Regions from separate parts of the Homo sapiens genome. Here region 1 is linked to region 2. The links are chromatin loops, found by intact Hi-C in ENCODE. Cell type or tissue: PC-3. All regions are shown on one strand. Region 1 overlaps TPK1 (thiamin pyrophosphokinase 1). Region 2 overlaps TPK1 (thiamin pyrophosphokinase 1).

What was found. A loop is a pair of places that touch in the nucleus more often than their neighbours do. Peaks named below come from ENCODE experiments on the same cell type or tissue, not always from the same donor. Only the 100,000 strongest peaks of a DNase experiment are listed, where the experiment ranks them.
Region 1: a loop joins it to region 2, with 7 times the contacts of the local background. A loop is called at or near these places in 30 of 110 quality-filtered maps.

What each region holds. Positions count from the first base shown.
Region 1 is chr7:144,734,689-144,742,688 of GRCh38, reverse strand. All of the region lies in intron 3 of TPK1 (thiamin pyrophosphokinase 1), which reads left to right. Among named protein-coding and RNA genes, the nearest start is that of TPK1, 97 kb to the left of the region's middle. In PC-3, CTCF peaks have their summits at 3,602 and 3,801 (motif pointing left); no DNase peak of the experiment used is centred here.
Region 2 is chr7:144,820,717-144,828,716 of GRCh38, reverse strand. The region is part of intron 2 of TPK1 (thiamin pyrophosphokinase 1); the gene reads left to right. Among named protein-coding and RNA genes, the nearest start is that of TPK1, 11 kb to the left of the region's middle. In PC-3, no CTCF peak of the experiment used is centred here; a DNase peak (open chromatin) is centred at 4,146.

The DNA.
Region 1 (8,000 bases), 86 kb after region 2:
TCATTCTTTTTTGTTACTATACTGCATCATCCTTGTTAATAAATTATTGAGACTATCTTTCTTTCCGTTCTCTTTTCCACCCAGTCTCATGTGTGCCTGTGAGTTAAATGCTAGGTACTAATAAAGGAGATGTGAAAGACTTGTACTAGTAGGGCTGATGGTACTATAACCTGTGATTTGTGCCTCTTCTGAGCCTGTGAGACCTGCCTTGTGAGACCCACTTCGCCATGTTAGTATCAGGATATTTCCCAGAGAATAACCCATCATTCTGATTAGGCTTTCCTCATCTGCTTAAAGATGTGACTGCCCTGATCAAATATTACCTTATAGTTTCCTACAAACTTCTAATTTCTAATCAGGTCACACTTTTACTCTCTGGAAGAGTGCCAGTTGAGATACTTTGTGCCTAGTAGTATTTGGTTCTCCAGAAATGACAGATGATCAATGGAGGTAAAAGAAGCCACTTGGATTCTGCAAAATGTTTACACACTCAGGTTGCTCATTTCTGTTTTTTCCCTTCACCAAGCTTCACCCATTTCTTCCTCCAGCCAAAAGTAATCCTGTCTTAATGTCATCTCGTGTGTATTTATGTGTGTGTGTGTGTGTATATGATCTCCTCCAGTGTGACTGTGTTAAGACAGTCTTTGGATGGTATCTGACTACTGTGTTGTTACATAAAATTAGGTGGTTGTTATACTTGATTACTTAATTGGGTGCCGCCATTATCTTTATTTGAACTCACCAAATAGCCCATTTTCTTTTCAGTTTTGGTGCCGTAACAAAAAGTGAGAGAAAACATTTCTCCAAAATAATCAACATACTTATCACTATTTTGTCTTCTTAAAGCATTGGTAAACAGATGTGTTTTTATTTTTTTAACTTATGGAATGGGTTGTTTTTGATTAATTTCTTCAAAGTTTGTATGATTTTTTTGCACATTTTATCTACTATCAGTGTTATTTGGAATGATTAAAATGTTAGCACCTTAGATAATGTAATAGATGAAGATGGTATTTTTAATGTTTAAGCTAGCTATTTGAAACTTTCTTTTAAAAATACACTAATAACTATTATGTTAAAAATATAACAACTGAAGGAAATTAAAGAATTGGAAAGAATAGTATTCTTTATGAGTATTTAATTTAAAGTATTTATTTAAGTCTGTTATCTAACTATGTGGAATATTGTAAAATACAGGTATCTTTCAATATGCCAAAACAACAACAACAACAATTCCAAATCCAGATAAATTAAGGACCATTTTCTAATTTTGGAAAAAACTAAATTTCTCCTAACTTTATTTTCTCAGGAAATGGAGTCTTTCCTATATAAATTTTATAAAGGTAAAGGCAATAATGTTCTTTTGAGCTTTTGGAGATAAGCATTATATAGTAGCAAATAAAGTGAAGATTTATGCTAGAACCTAGGAGGTAGAGGTCGCAGTGAGCTGAGATTGCGCCATTGCACTCCAGCTTGGGTGAAGGGACAAGACTGTCTCAAAAAAAAAAAAAAAAGTGAAGATTTATATTTCATGAGATTTAAATTTATTAATACAGCACAGACATAGATTATAAGCAATAATTAAGCTTTTAAATGGCCACATTAATGTCAGAAATTGAGGCTACATTTATTTTTCCCTTCAGCTTTTGTCTGCTTCCAATTCCTTTTGCTACCTATATTCCATATATAAACTGGTACTTTTTAACTCTGTATCCCCTCTCTCCCTCCCACCCTACAAGCCCATCTAAGTTTTGCTTTATAACTGTGCCTGGAGAATAGCAATAGGTAATTTTAATTAAAACAGTACGGAAGTTTTCCATAGGGGACTACATTTAATAGAATTGTTTTGGCTGTTTACTTTGAATATTGGATTAAGATTTATTTGTTTTCAAATTGCTAAACTGATATTAACTCTATTATTCTTAGCCTGAAATATGCTCTCTACCGCATATTTCTTTTTTCTTTTTTTGAGATGGAGCTTCACACTGTTACCCAGGCTGGAGGGCAGTGGCGCGATCTTGGCTCACTGCAGCCTCTGCCTCCCAGGTTCACATGATTCTCTTGCCTCAGCCTCCTGAGTAGCTGGGACTACAGGTGTGCACCACCACGCCCGGCTAATTTTTGTATTTTTAGTAGAGACAGGGTTTCACCATGTTGGCCAGGCTGGTCTTGAACTCCTGACCTCAAGTGATCCTCCTGCTCAGCCTCCCAAAGTGCTGGGAATACAGGCATGAGCCACCATGCCTGGCCTCTACTGGATATTTCTATGTAAGTCTCTTACCTGACACATTTGAAACCACATCTTTGTCTTAAAATCAGAACTTCGGTGGACTTACCTCCTTTTTTATTCACTAAGGCTCACTCTGTGGAGCTATTTTTAACCCACGACTTCCTTATTTTTTTTTCATCCTTATGGGTATGATCAACTATTGTCAAGTTTTTCTTTACAGTGTTTTCATATTGTTCTCATCCATTTTTACTTCCTACCTAAACTAATCTCTTCTTGATGCTAATTCTGTCCTATTTCAGCTGTTCTCTGAGTTGTCTGCTTCTGATTATTTTCCAGTTACATTTATGCTGCACGTTACCTTTTAGATTCATTTGTCTATGTTCTTGTTCTCTCAGTTCAGAAGCTTTGCAGGTGTAAACATTTCCTAGAGCGTGACATCCAGCTTCCTTAGGCTTTAAGAAGTGTTTACAATTTATATTTGAAATTTCTTTCCCATCCTTACTCATATATGTGTGTCTTCACAGGTAGACTGAGCATAAAGTCTTTGGCTTCTCTCTCTTTATGTTGGTGCTTCGTATAGCACCTTGCATGTTGTGCGCCGTTGGAGATTGTGTTGAAGAAGAGAATCTCTTTCTAAAGAAAATATTTAAATTGATGCATATTAGTTGTACATGTTTATGTGGTACATGTGATATTTGATATATGCCTACAGTGTGTCATGATCCAATCAGAGTATTTAGCATATCCATTGTCTCAAACATGTATCATTTCTCTGTGTTGGGAACACTTCAGATCTTCTGTTTTGAAATATATATTATTGTTAACTGTAGTTACACTACTGTGCTATTGAATACTAAAACTTATTCTTTCTATCTAACTTTATGTTTGTACCCATTAACCAGCCTCTCTTCATCTGCCTGTGCCATAGCCTTCCCAGCCTCTGGTTACTATCCTTCTACTCACTACCTCCATGAGATCAGCATTCCTAGCTCTTGTAATCTCTGTTACTTGTACATTTCTGTTTTTCTGCCTGCCCGCACTTCTTTCTGTGTGTCTGGCAGCCTGCCTGTCTGCCTGCTTATGCCCATTTATTTACTGTGACTTCATGTTCTACGTTTTCCATTTGAGGAAAATTGGTCTGATGTCTACTGGCTACTTCAATTTGATCCCCCCCTCCTTTTTTTCGGTGAGCACATAAACAAGTTTTTTTTTTCTTCAATGTTTACTTTTCTTCTAAAATTTAAAGACTTCTACAACCAGTTTTTTTTTTTTTTCCAGAATATCATTGCATTGCTTCCTTGAGTCCCTTATAGCATGGGAGCTCTCTGCATGTTGTATCTCAAGGGAAATTATCCTTGTAGTGTATACAGTATTTTTAAAGTGTTTCCGTGGAAAGCAGATGGACTCTTTATTTTGTGTTTCTCTGTATTTCTGATTATCCATGCAGTGGAAGTGATTAATTAATATAGATAATGGCAAGATTGTCACAGAACCATTGACTTTTACATTCAGGTAACTTATTCGTAATACTCTTTTGGCAGTTAACTGCCACCAAGTGGTGGTTGTATGCCATAGCTCTGTAACATGAACAGTGTTTCCAATAAACTGTCCACCGCAAAACCCGTAAGTTTCTATATGTTAATATCCAGCATCTTAATGAAAAATTACACTTAGCATTGTATAGTGAATTGAAAACCAGTATTTTTCAGGAAACATTAAAAAAGTAAACTTTTTTCTGTATTTTTTGTTTTTTGTTTTTGTTTTTTTTGGTTTGTTTTTGTTGTATCTTTTTCTTTGTTTTTTTTTAATTTGGCTTTTTTTCATATTTTTTAAAAAGTAAACATTTTGTGTTTCAAAGATTGCTATCAAGAAAGTGAAAGGAAACCCAGAGAATGGGAAGAAATATTTGCCAATCATATTTGCCAATCTTATATCTGATAAAAGACTTATATCTAGAACATATAAAGAATTCTTACAGCTCAATAATAAGAAAAATGATCCAATTTAGAAACGAACAAGGGATCTGAATAGACTTATTCCAGGGAAGATATACAAATGGCCAACATGCACATGAAAAGATGCCTGACATCATTAGTCATCAGGGAAATGCAAATCAAAACCCAAATGAGATACCACCTCACACCCTCTAAGATGGCTAGAGTAAAAAATTCAGATACTAGCAAGTGTTGGGGTGGATATGGAGAAAGCAGAACCCTCATATACCGCTCGTGGGAATGCAACATTGTGCAATAAATTTGGAAAACAGTCTGGCAATTCCTCAAATTGTTAAAAATAGAGTTACCATTTGACCCAGCTATTTCCACTCCTAGGTATGTACCCAAGAGAAATGAAGATATATGTCCAAACAAAACTTGTACTCAAATGTTCATAGCTGTGTTACTTATAATAGCCCAAAGGTAGAAACAACCCAAACGTCCAGTAATGGGTGGATGAATGGAAAAAACAATGGCTAAAGAATATGTTCCATTCATATAATAGAAAATTACTTGGTCAGAAAAAGGAATGATGTATTGATACATGCTGTGACATTGCTGAACCTTGAAAATATTAAGTTAAATGAAGGAATGCAGACACAGAAGAACATATTATGGTTCCATTCATATGAAATGTCCAGAACAGGCACATCTGTAGAGATACAGAATATATTAGTAGATGCTGGAGACTAGGGCAATAGGGGAGACTTACCAAAGTGTAGGGTTTCTTTTTAGGATGATGAAAATATTCTAAAATTGGTCATGATGGTTGCACAACTCTGTGATATACTAAAACCATTAATTGTACAATTTAAATGTATTAATTTTATGGCATGTGAGTTATATTTCAATAAGGTGTTACCCCCAAAAATAGACATTAAGGTGTAATTTATTATATTTTAATCTTTATTATTCCATCAATGTAATATTTGTCTTGATTAGGATGTTCACTTTTTTATGAGCTTTAACTTATAGCAAAATTTATTTTATATTCTGTCCTCACTTCTGGATATGTTCATTTTGTTCATGTGCTATAGGCCAGTGGTTCTCAAATTTAGCATGCATCAGAATTACCTGGAGGGCCCTAGCCCAGCATTTTGGATTCAGTGGGTCTGGGATAGGATTTAAGAATTAACATTCCTAACAGGTTTGTCTTACTTCCTTCTTCTTTTCCTTCCTCCCTCCCTTCTCCCCCTCCCTTATTCACTTGCCTCCTCTCTACTCTACTGCCCTGCCCTTCCCTCCCCTCCCCTCCCTCCCTCCCTCCTTTCCTTCCTTCTTCCCCCACGTTTTTTCTTTTCTTTCTCTTTCTCTCTTTCCCTTTCCCTTTTCCTTTCCTTTCCTTTTCTTTTTTCTTTTCTTCTCTTTTTTCTTTTTTTTCTCTTTCTCTTCTCTTTTCTTTTCTCTCTTCTCTTCTCTTTTTTCTTTTCTTTCTCTCCTCCCTCCTTTGCCTCCCTCTGGTCTGGTTTGATAACCAGTGGCTTAGGTCTTAGGGGAACATTTTTGTTTTAGCACAACTTTTATTAGATTCTGAGATAATGGCCTTCATAGATTTAGACTTCAGCCCTACTAAAGTCTCATATAGCATCAATTCTTGTCTTTTACCAGTGAGAACATAGCTTTTTAATATTATATTTCCTTTTGTGAATACTTCCCTTCTCCTCTCTGCATGATAAGTTTGATGTTTAAGTGAAAGCTTTTGTTTACTGGGTTTTAATTTTGATTTTCTTTAACATTTACGGCAACTGCTTCTTTGAAAATATCCCCTTAGAAAGCTTAGAAATTCTGTAATACTACAGAAAATAAAATATTTTGAACAGAAAAAAGTTAATTTCTTTAAAAAGTGATACATTTATGAAGCTAGGCAAAAATGTCAGTTGTTACCATATTTTGGTGTACTTCGCTGTTTTTAGTACTTATTATTTTAATTCCCAGATCAAAGAGGGATCTTTGTTTATTTTAATTAGAACACTCTTGTTTACAATATTTTTACTAGGGTGAGCTTTATGTGGAAGAGTGTGACAAGCTATCATTATTAGCATTAAATTCTTAATTAAAGACACTGTTTTCTGAAGAAATTTGTCTTCTTGATTTAAAACAAACAAGCAAAGTGTTTAGTGAAAAGGACATATCCTTAGGATTATGTCACTATAAAGTTCTTAAGCCTCTTGTCCAATGTTGCAAATTAATAATGTTCAAAATGCTTATTAGGTTAAAAAATGAGTGAGCTCCATGAGCTGAGGAGCTAGCAGATTGCCGGGATTACAAAGACAACGAGACAGGACCCTTTCCTTAGCAGGATTTACAATCTGTAAGTGTGTGTTATAAATCAATCAGTGAGGATTTATGTATCATCCGGGATTTTACCAATGTACTGTGCAGGATGCTTGAAAGGAAATTTGAGAGGCAGATAAGGAAGGCTGTGCCCTTGAGAGTTTTTAACCTGTACTGAAGATGAAACCCAGCACAAGAAATAACCACCTGTATGCGTGTCGTATTTTGTGTGGTGGGGAGTATGCATGCTGCTGCAATTCTAAAAGGGACTTTAGGGATTGAGCAGAGATCTGCGTGGATGCACACACGTCAGGAGTTGGCTGAAAAACTGCTGCAGGCAAAAATGCCATCGCTGATAATAAATTGTAAGGAGATCAAAAGTGATGTTTCAAAAAGGAAAAAAAAAAAAAACACCAGGGCATAGAATTCTTTATTTATTATGCTGGTGTGGAAGGGAACAGCTGTTATCTTTCAAACTGAAGAATCCTGACTGACACTGACCAGTTTAGTGCCTCTCTCTTCTACTGTATTATAGAGGATGTTTTTTCTTGGGCTTTGGCTGGCATGACAGTGTTCAAGGATCCTTCTGGAAAAGTAGAAGAACCTGGAAGCCAAAAACCCAGCCAGGTTATACTTAAAATATTTCACAATGTTGAAGTAAAGTATGCCACTAGGATTAAGAATTCTACTTTATGAGCAGAGGCAGAAATGTAATGAAAAAGATTGTAATATAGAGAATATTAGAAGCAACCTACTACCTTGGACTTATCTGCCACATTTGAGTGTTAGAACAGTCTCGAGTCCTAATAACCGTGGAAAATTTGATTACAAACATCCATTTTTAGCCAAAGAATTGGATTGTCTGTCCTTCATGTAACAGTAACAGTTACATTGGAAGACTTGTATGGAGAATGTCATGTAGCACAGTTAGGCACTATCTCCTGAAAACAGTTTGAATTTAACCTAAAACTTTTTTACTCATTATAGTTGTTTTATGTATGTGTATTGAATTGCAGTCAAATATTGTAATTATTATATCAGTATAGTCTTGCCTAGGCCTTATGACTTTTAATTAATGAGAACATGCTTCCTTGACTTAGCCAGATTTTTAAATTGAGGAGAGATGCTTGCTAGGGTGAATTAGCCAACAGTTTATAAATACGATGGATAGATAATACCTATTCACATTTTTTTACCTTATTGCAAAAAATTTAATAAGGAAACTTGAATCAGTCAATTTAAACTGTTTTGTAACACTGCTGATTTAAACGTCTTCAAAATATTTTCCTCATCTATAGAGACTATGTGATTGTATCAGACCCTTATATCACATGTGAAAATATTTCCAAATACATAAAAATACATAAATGTAAAAAAGAAAAACAAAAATTTTTGAAGGCAATCAGGATATATATGAATGTAGGATTAGGGAAGGTCTTTCTCATCTAGGATTGGAAACCTAGAAGTTTAAAAGCTAGGAGTATTTGACTGTTTAAAAGTTA
Region 2 (8,000 bases):
AAGGTTTCTCTGTTCATTCCTGCTTATCCATTATGGGCCACACATCTAATAGATGTTGTAGGAAAATAAAAAGGGTTGACAAATCTTACTGTGAAAGATTTCAGTACATAACAGGCTGTTTAGTACAACACAATGGAAATGTAATTTCGTATGTTATATAATTCAAAATTTTCTAATAGTCTCATTATAAAGGTTATGAATTTTAATTTTGTTTGTCTTATTTAATCTAAAATTATATTATTTTGACATGTGGTCAATAGAAATCACTACTAATGCTATAGTTTCCGTTTTTTGCACAGAATCTTCAAACTCAGGTGTGTAGTTTACGTATCTGGCACATCTCAATTCAGATGATAAATTTTCATTAGACATACTTGATCTGTGTTTAATTTGTGGTAATTTGTCAAATGTTTTGTTTTTATTCGTATTAGCAAGGAGTACGTCGTAGCCTTGTAAGTTTGGAAAGAACTTCATAGGCAAGGAAAAGAATATTTCTTTTCCAAAGAAAGCCTTAGAAATAGATACTAGAGATAGAACTGGACTAAAACCTAGGTTTTCTGAATGTCTATTTCCCCTAAAATTATAATGACTTTTGTTCTTGTTGTTTAAAGCAGTATTCTTGCTTTAAAACCTAGAAAACTTTCAGGGTTATTGTTGATTGGTTTTTTAAGACACTTTCTTTTTTTTTTTTTTTCCAAAGAGTGAGCAGTAGCAAGATTTATTGCAAAGAGCAAAAGAACAAAGCTTCCAAAGTGTGGAAGGGGACCCCAGCGGGTTGCCCAAGACACTTTCATCTGGTATGGTAAAGAAATCTCTGACTAAAGCTGCTGTGTAAGGATTAGCCTTATCTGCTGCTTAAGGATTGTGATATTTTTGTTATCAAGGGCTAAGATAGTGGAAGATACGAATTTGTGAATTCCAGAGTTTCAAGGATCTTATGGTACTCTCCTACCCAATCAGAAATCCTCCTACGTAGCTCTCAAATCTCTGGAATGTTTCCAGGACACTCACTGTGTTGACTGTTCATGCTTTTCTTGGCGTATAACTTATAATTGTTGGAATTCTTCTTTTTTATTTCTTTCAACCTATTTCTAATTTACTGAGACTTGCTGTTAACTACCCTTTACTTATTTTTTACTTATTACTTACTGCATTTGGTATAGTTTAACTTTTCTTCGTATTTTGTTTTATTTTCATATTTGCCTTAATATTTGCTGTCCTTTTTTTTTTTTTTTTTTTTTTTTTTGAGATGGTGTCTTGCTCTGTCGCCCAGGCTGGAGTGCAGTGGCGTGATCTCAGCTCACTGCAACCTCCACCTCCCGGGTTCATGCTATTCTCCTGCCTCAGCCTCGCGAGTAGCTGGGACCACAGGCGCCCGCCACCACGCCTGGCTAAGTTTTTGTATTTTTAGTAGAGACACGGGGTTTCACCGTGTCAGCCAGGATGGTCTCGATTTCCTGACCTCGTGATCCGCCCGCCTCGGCCTCCCAAAGTGTTGGGATTACAGGCCCGAGCCCAGCCTTTGCTGTACTTTTAATTAGATTAGTTATACTTGATGACAACATTTTGATTCATCCTTGTTGTCCGTGAGCAAATTGTTTCTCTTGCCTTAAATAAGATCTCATTAACTTTATAAGCTATCTTTTCCACATCATCTAGACAATCAATTTCCTTTGATTCAGTGGTATTTAGTCTTATGGCACCTGCCCCCCCATCTTTCCATATTAGCATTTTAATAGTTCCATGCTTTTAGAAACTAAAACTTCTAAAGTGAGTTTAAAAATAATTTTAAATCTTTAAAAAATTATCTAAATTTTTATTTTGTAGCAGTATTAGAAAAAATGGTTTTTTTAGATGAAAAAATTGAAAATATCAAGTGAGCCTGTGGGGTAGTTTTAATATTCACAATGATAAAATATTACGGCATAATTACACCAAAAAAATCTGTGGGTATTGACACATTAACACGAGATGTCTTTGAGGTTTTCTAGGAAAACGAGGTGAATTTGTGCATTAACTTCCCATCAAATACATTTTATTTTTTTTGTTGCTGTTGGTAAAATGCATCTGAAAGTTATTCTTTGTAGGTGGCAAACAAATGCTGCAACAAATGGATGTTATTCTGAGTATTTCTGTGTCTTTGTCACACCATTGTCTTTGAAGGTATTCATTTTTCACAGTGGAATAGTTTCTTTTGTTTTTATGAGTTCCAGTGAATTTAAGCTTTTGATTTACTCATAGGTCATGTGTAAGGTTTTGGCTTGCCAGCCCAATTGCTGCCAAAAAACCTTTTTTTCTTTTTTCAAAATAGGAAAACTGTTCTAGAAAAAGTTTCTTCCTAATCCAAATACACATGCTCTGAGTGAATCCTTTGGATGGGTAGGAGACCTTTGAAACCTTTACTGTTCCTGGTGTGTGTATTCCTTAGTAATCCTCTGAGATAGCCATCTGGTTTTTATGCTGGAACATGTTCAGATAGCTCAGTCTTTTTGAGAAAACATGTAGCATTATTGGACAGACAACTGATGACTAAAATATGTATTTTAAAAAAGCTGAAGTTTACCCTTAGCTCTCTATTTTCCACCGTAAATAGCATAGAAGATCTTTACTTGTTTTCTACCTAATTACCCTTCAAATACTGAAAAATCTTAATCAGATCATAGCCATTTGTTGAACAATTATTTGAGTGCCTGCCTGCTGTGTACTGGGAACCATTCTAGGCATGGGAAGACATATCAACAATTTTCTTTTCATGTAATGCTTTCCAGCCTATCCCAATATAGGTATCAGTTACCTACTTTTGGAAAATCAGATGTCCTTGTCAAGAATGCTTACTGGGACCTGTTTTCGTTATTTTATTTTATTTTATTTTGGAGATGGAGTCTCGCTCTGTTGCTCAGGCTGGAGTGCAGTGACAATCTTGGCTCACTGCAACCTCTGTCTCCCAGGTTCTATCGATCCTCCTGCCTCATCCTCCTGAGTAGCTGGGGCTACAGGTGCATGCCACCACGCCTGGCTAATTTTTTTATTTTTAGTAGAGACGGGGTTTCGCCATGTTGGCCAGGGTTCTCTTGAACTCTTGACCTCAGGTGATCTGCCCGCCTTGGCCTCCCAAAGTGCTGGGATTACAGGTGTACCACCATGCTTGGCCTGTTTTGTTATCTTAAATTGCAGCTTCTGTAGGATATTGAGAATCCTGAACAGGAAGGTCTTGATAAATCATCAGGGGAGACAATCAGTGCTTTGAGATTAAAGAAGAAATGAAAAGAGGAAGCGGGAGCAGGAAAATGGAAGGTCGCACAGTTGCATACCTTGTTTAAGTTTATAAATTTCTTTGTATGGTGCTCTAAAACCTTGTTACTTAAATTGAAATTCTTAGGCCAATAGCATTGGCATGCCTCAGTGCCTGTTAGAAAAGCAGAATCTCAGGCCCCACTTCAGACTGACTGAATAAATATCTGCATTTTAACGAGACCCTCGGTCAGCCTTAATGCTCCTTAAAATGTGAAAGGCACTACCCAAGAGGAATAGCAACTTCCTTTTAAAATAATTAAAAACACCCTCCATCACATTTCATGATAACATTTATCATTATCTAGAACTTCTTTTCAACGATTAATATCCAGTGGTTTTCTTTTGAGCTTTATTGTTGTCTGTGAAAATGTATAGTGTGATGAGGCATTCAGGACACATACCCAGTGGCAGAGGATGGCTCACCTGAGTGCGATGAGGTGATACCTTTTTCCACACCAGCAACATCTGAGGTGCATATCCACTTTTTTGGCCCTTGGTCTGCCTTTCAAAATGTCTACACGTAATGCTGATATTTTATCAATGTAATTGGTTAAGATATAACTTCAGGCTTTTCTCATATATAATTTTGTTTTGGTGTTTTATTGAGTTTGGGGGAAGTAAATCTAAAATTTTCCTTTGGAATTATTGGCCAAAAATTACTATATTATGAGATATATACACTCTATAAAGTTTGGGTGTTAAAATCACACAAACAATTTTCTTTTGGAAAATCGTTAACCAGAGAGATGTTTGTAAGTTATGCTTCTTCAGGCATTTCAATTCCTGAGTATCCCTTTACAAATGAGACATCTGTGACTGAATACATTCTTCTAGTTATGGCTTAAAGCCAAAGAAAGTAGTCACACGATCACATTCTTTTCTCTGGATGATATCATCCTATTAAATAAGCCCATGCTTTTGATTTTAAGGAATGATAGTTGAAGAGTTCTGAAGTTTGAAGTCAGTAAAGCTGTTTCTGACCTCACTTTTTTTTTTTTTTTTTTGGTGAATCTCGCATCTGAATTGGTTACTGTAAGTCAGAATATATCAAAGCTTTTTGAAAATGGAATTAAAATGGCCTCTTTGTGAAAAATACTTGTTAATACTTGTAATTATGGTTTCATTTCTATAGAGGAAACATATGTTTTCAGGCTGTTTAACATTTTATTTATTGAGCCAACTTTGTCTGTTATGCATGTAGCATCATACTAAATCCATGCAATTGAAATACATGGTCCAAGTTTCCATAGAGATTATAGCCTAGTAGGGCAAATGGATAAGCAAGTGAGACATTAGAGTACAATGTGGTAAGAGACATGTAAGGGCAACCTTGGATCACACAGGAAGGATTTGGGGGTTTATTGAAGGCTTCTGGAAAGAAGAAATATTTAAGGTGGTAAATTAACTTGTTTTAAATTTTTTATTTTTGTGATTAACACTGTGAGATATTTATGTACCTTAGTCCACTTCTGATTGTATGTTGAGTGTGTATTTCTGGGAGTAGAATTAAATAATCAAAGTTATGAGCCTGTAGGGTTTCCAGTACATGTTCCTAGGTGGCTTTCCAGAAAGGCTGTAGCAGGTTATGTGGCAGTATCAGCATATTAGTGTGTCCCTTTCAATATGTCCTTGCTGGCAGTGGATGCTCTGCAATTCTGGATGGAAATATTCATGGATTATAGCTGATCCTGCTTTTTCACTCCCGCATCGTGATTTTTGTGGTACTCTTGGTAGTACTGCCCATAATCTAAGGTGGGAAAGGTTGTCCAAGACTTGAAAATGATCAGAAAAGATTACTAGGAGTCTTTTCAGTGGAACGCTGGGCTTGTTTAGTGGATCCTGAAGTGACTAGATACAGGGTGTATACCTTTCACTTTTTTTTTGATTAGGCAATTTTGCAATGCTGTAGGGATAGAAGTTAACTAATAGTCATGCAAACGATTCTAGATGGAGTCTTACTCTGTCATCCAGGCTGGAGTGCAGTGGCACAATCTTGGCTCACTGCAACCTCTGCCACCCGGATTTAAGCAATTCTCCTGCCTCAGCCTCCCGAGTAGCTGGGATTACAGGCGCCTGCCACTGCTCTGAGCTAATTTTTGTATTTTTGGTAGAGACGGGATTTCACCATCTTGGCCAGGCTGGTTTTAAACTCCTGACCTCATGATCCACCCGCCTCGGCCTCCCAAAGTGCTGGGATTACAGGCATGAGCCACCGCGCCCGACCAAGATTCTTATCTATAATAATGCAAATGAATTTTGTCCAGTAGGATAGAATTGATTTCCACCCTGAAGAAATATCCCCAGATATTATGTTTCATTGCTCTATGGTAGACATTACTAAACTTTCAGTTTTAGTCTTCAGTGTCTCAGTAATTTTTTCATGGGGCCACCAGCACCAAATACCTAATAGTAACTTCTACTAAGTAATTGGGTCCAAAAAACCTGTTAGTAGTTCATACAGTGTCTCTGTTAGTTCAGTGAGGCACCCTGAATGCTTTGTCACTCAGCTTGGAAACCCTTCTTATAATAGATTCACCATTGATTTCAGTAATACTCCACCTACACACACACACACACACACACACACACACACACACACACACTCAAGTTTGTACTAATAATCTCATTAATTGATGAGCTGAATAATATCTTTGGCATGTGTTCCTTTTATATTTGCATGAAGGTCATGATTCTAAACCTTTTGGAAATTACACTTTAAGCACTAAATTCTCCTTAGTTTGTTGTTAATTTAAAAGGTGAGTAAATAGGTCATCTTAACTTTCTTGGAAGTCAGTTTCCTTATCTGTAAATGACCTGTCATAGACTATGAGAATTAAAAGTGAAAATGCACCTGTAAAAGCATAGCATGCAGCCTTTGAGGACAATGTACAAAGTGGGCAGGTCACACATACCTGGGAGCTTGTGGGATTCCTCAGGTGCTCATCCCACGGAAAGGACTTAGGCTAGGCTCGCCTGTGCTGCAGGGTGCCCTGTAATCACTCCAGGAGAGGAATCTCAACTGCTGCCCTCCCACCCCCACAAAAGTTCCACATATTTGCTGGAACCTCCAGGTGACTGTAATACTGTGTGTCTGGGAACTTCCAGGTTACTAGAGTGGGGAGCTTGTGTTGCTAAGCAGCTAATTTCAGCCTATTCTTGCGTTGTTAACTCTGACCTGCTGAACTAGCTCCTTGAAAAATCCAGAAATTGGGGAAGGGGAGGAGGTGAAATGAACTCCAGGACCATCTGCATTTGTATTTATGGTCCCTCACTTGTTTTTTAAAAAAGTGAAATGTATCCAGTAGTCATAACTTTGCATTTAGACAGCAGTTATATAGTTTTGTCATTTTAATTTCCATATGCTTGATCTCCATGTGCTAAGTATTACCTTCTAACTACAGAAATGACTTTATTTCGCCAAACCAGTGAGTGTTGGAGTCAACTCTAAAAATATTGTCCTCTCCTTCAAATTTTAAACTTCTAAAATTATAACTAAAATTTGGAAATAGAATAGAATATATTTAGGTTTGATGAGATATCCAAGGAATGGAAAGTAAAAGAAGCTGGCCTAAACTGAAGTACAAGGCTAGGAATGTTTATATAGGAACATCAGGCATATATTAGGACTGAGAAAAATAAGATGGTAATGGGAATTTACAAGTAGGTGTCCAATACCCAAAGCTCTAAAGTAGCTTACAAAACCAGAGTAGTTAGGGTGTGGGAAGCCTGGTGGAATGTTTATACTGTTTTGTTCAAAACTGTAAAATAGTTTCCTTGTTTATTTTTTGCTGTCTGTCTTGATCCAGGTTACTATTATCATAGGAACAATTGGTTTCTGAACGTTCTCTCTTGCCTATTATCAGTTCAACTGATTTAGTGTTATCTGTTTCAGTGGATCTGTTAGAATCTGCCTGTGACAATTCTTGTTGATTAAAAAAAAAAATGCAAGTGAAGGGAACCCATGTGCAGACCAGCTCGTACTAATGACATTCATAGAAACTAGTGATTCCGTTGAAGTGTGCATTGGACTGTGACACTAGATAACTATGAAAGGATTAGGCATATGGTGGTATTGTATACTTGAAGCCTATCATAAATTTAACCTTTCTATTACTGTTAGGAGATGAGTTATTGTTTCCACTTGCCAGGTAAGAACAATACTTGAGATGAGATCTGACGTTACGCTTTTGCCCTTGCACTGCTTTTTGAAGTGTAAATGGCTTATGTTTAGTCAATCTTCTTGTTGTGAAATTGCATCATTTTTATGCCATCCAAGAGTTAGAGCTGCTGATGCAGCTATTAGCAGACACAGAAGCACTACTCAGTTGAGACAATGTGTTAGAGGTGGGTGAGTTCTGTGAGGAATTTTCTGCTCACTTGTACCACACAATTTGTGTCATGTTTGCACTGCATAAACTGTATCATTCATTTTTATATATTTATATATGTTTGCATAATACAGGTGATTACCAGTATTTACTGAGAGCTTACTGTATGCAAGGAACTATTCCAAGTTTTCTATGTATTACCTTGTTTATTCTCACAAACATTCTTAAGGGGAATATACTGTTAGCCCCATTTTAGAAATGAGAATGCTGAGATAGGTACAGAGAGGTTGACTATCTTGCCCAAGGTCACAGGTCCAGGAAGCAGCAGAGTTGAGGTTTAGGCCCAGGTAGTCTGGCTGCAGAGCCTGTTGGGTAACC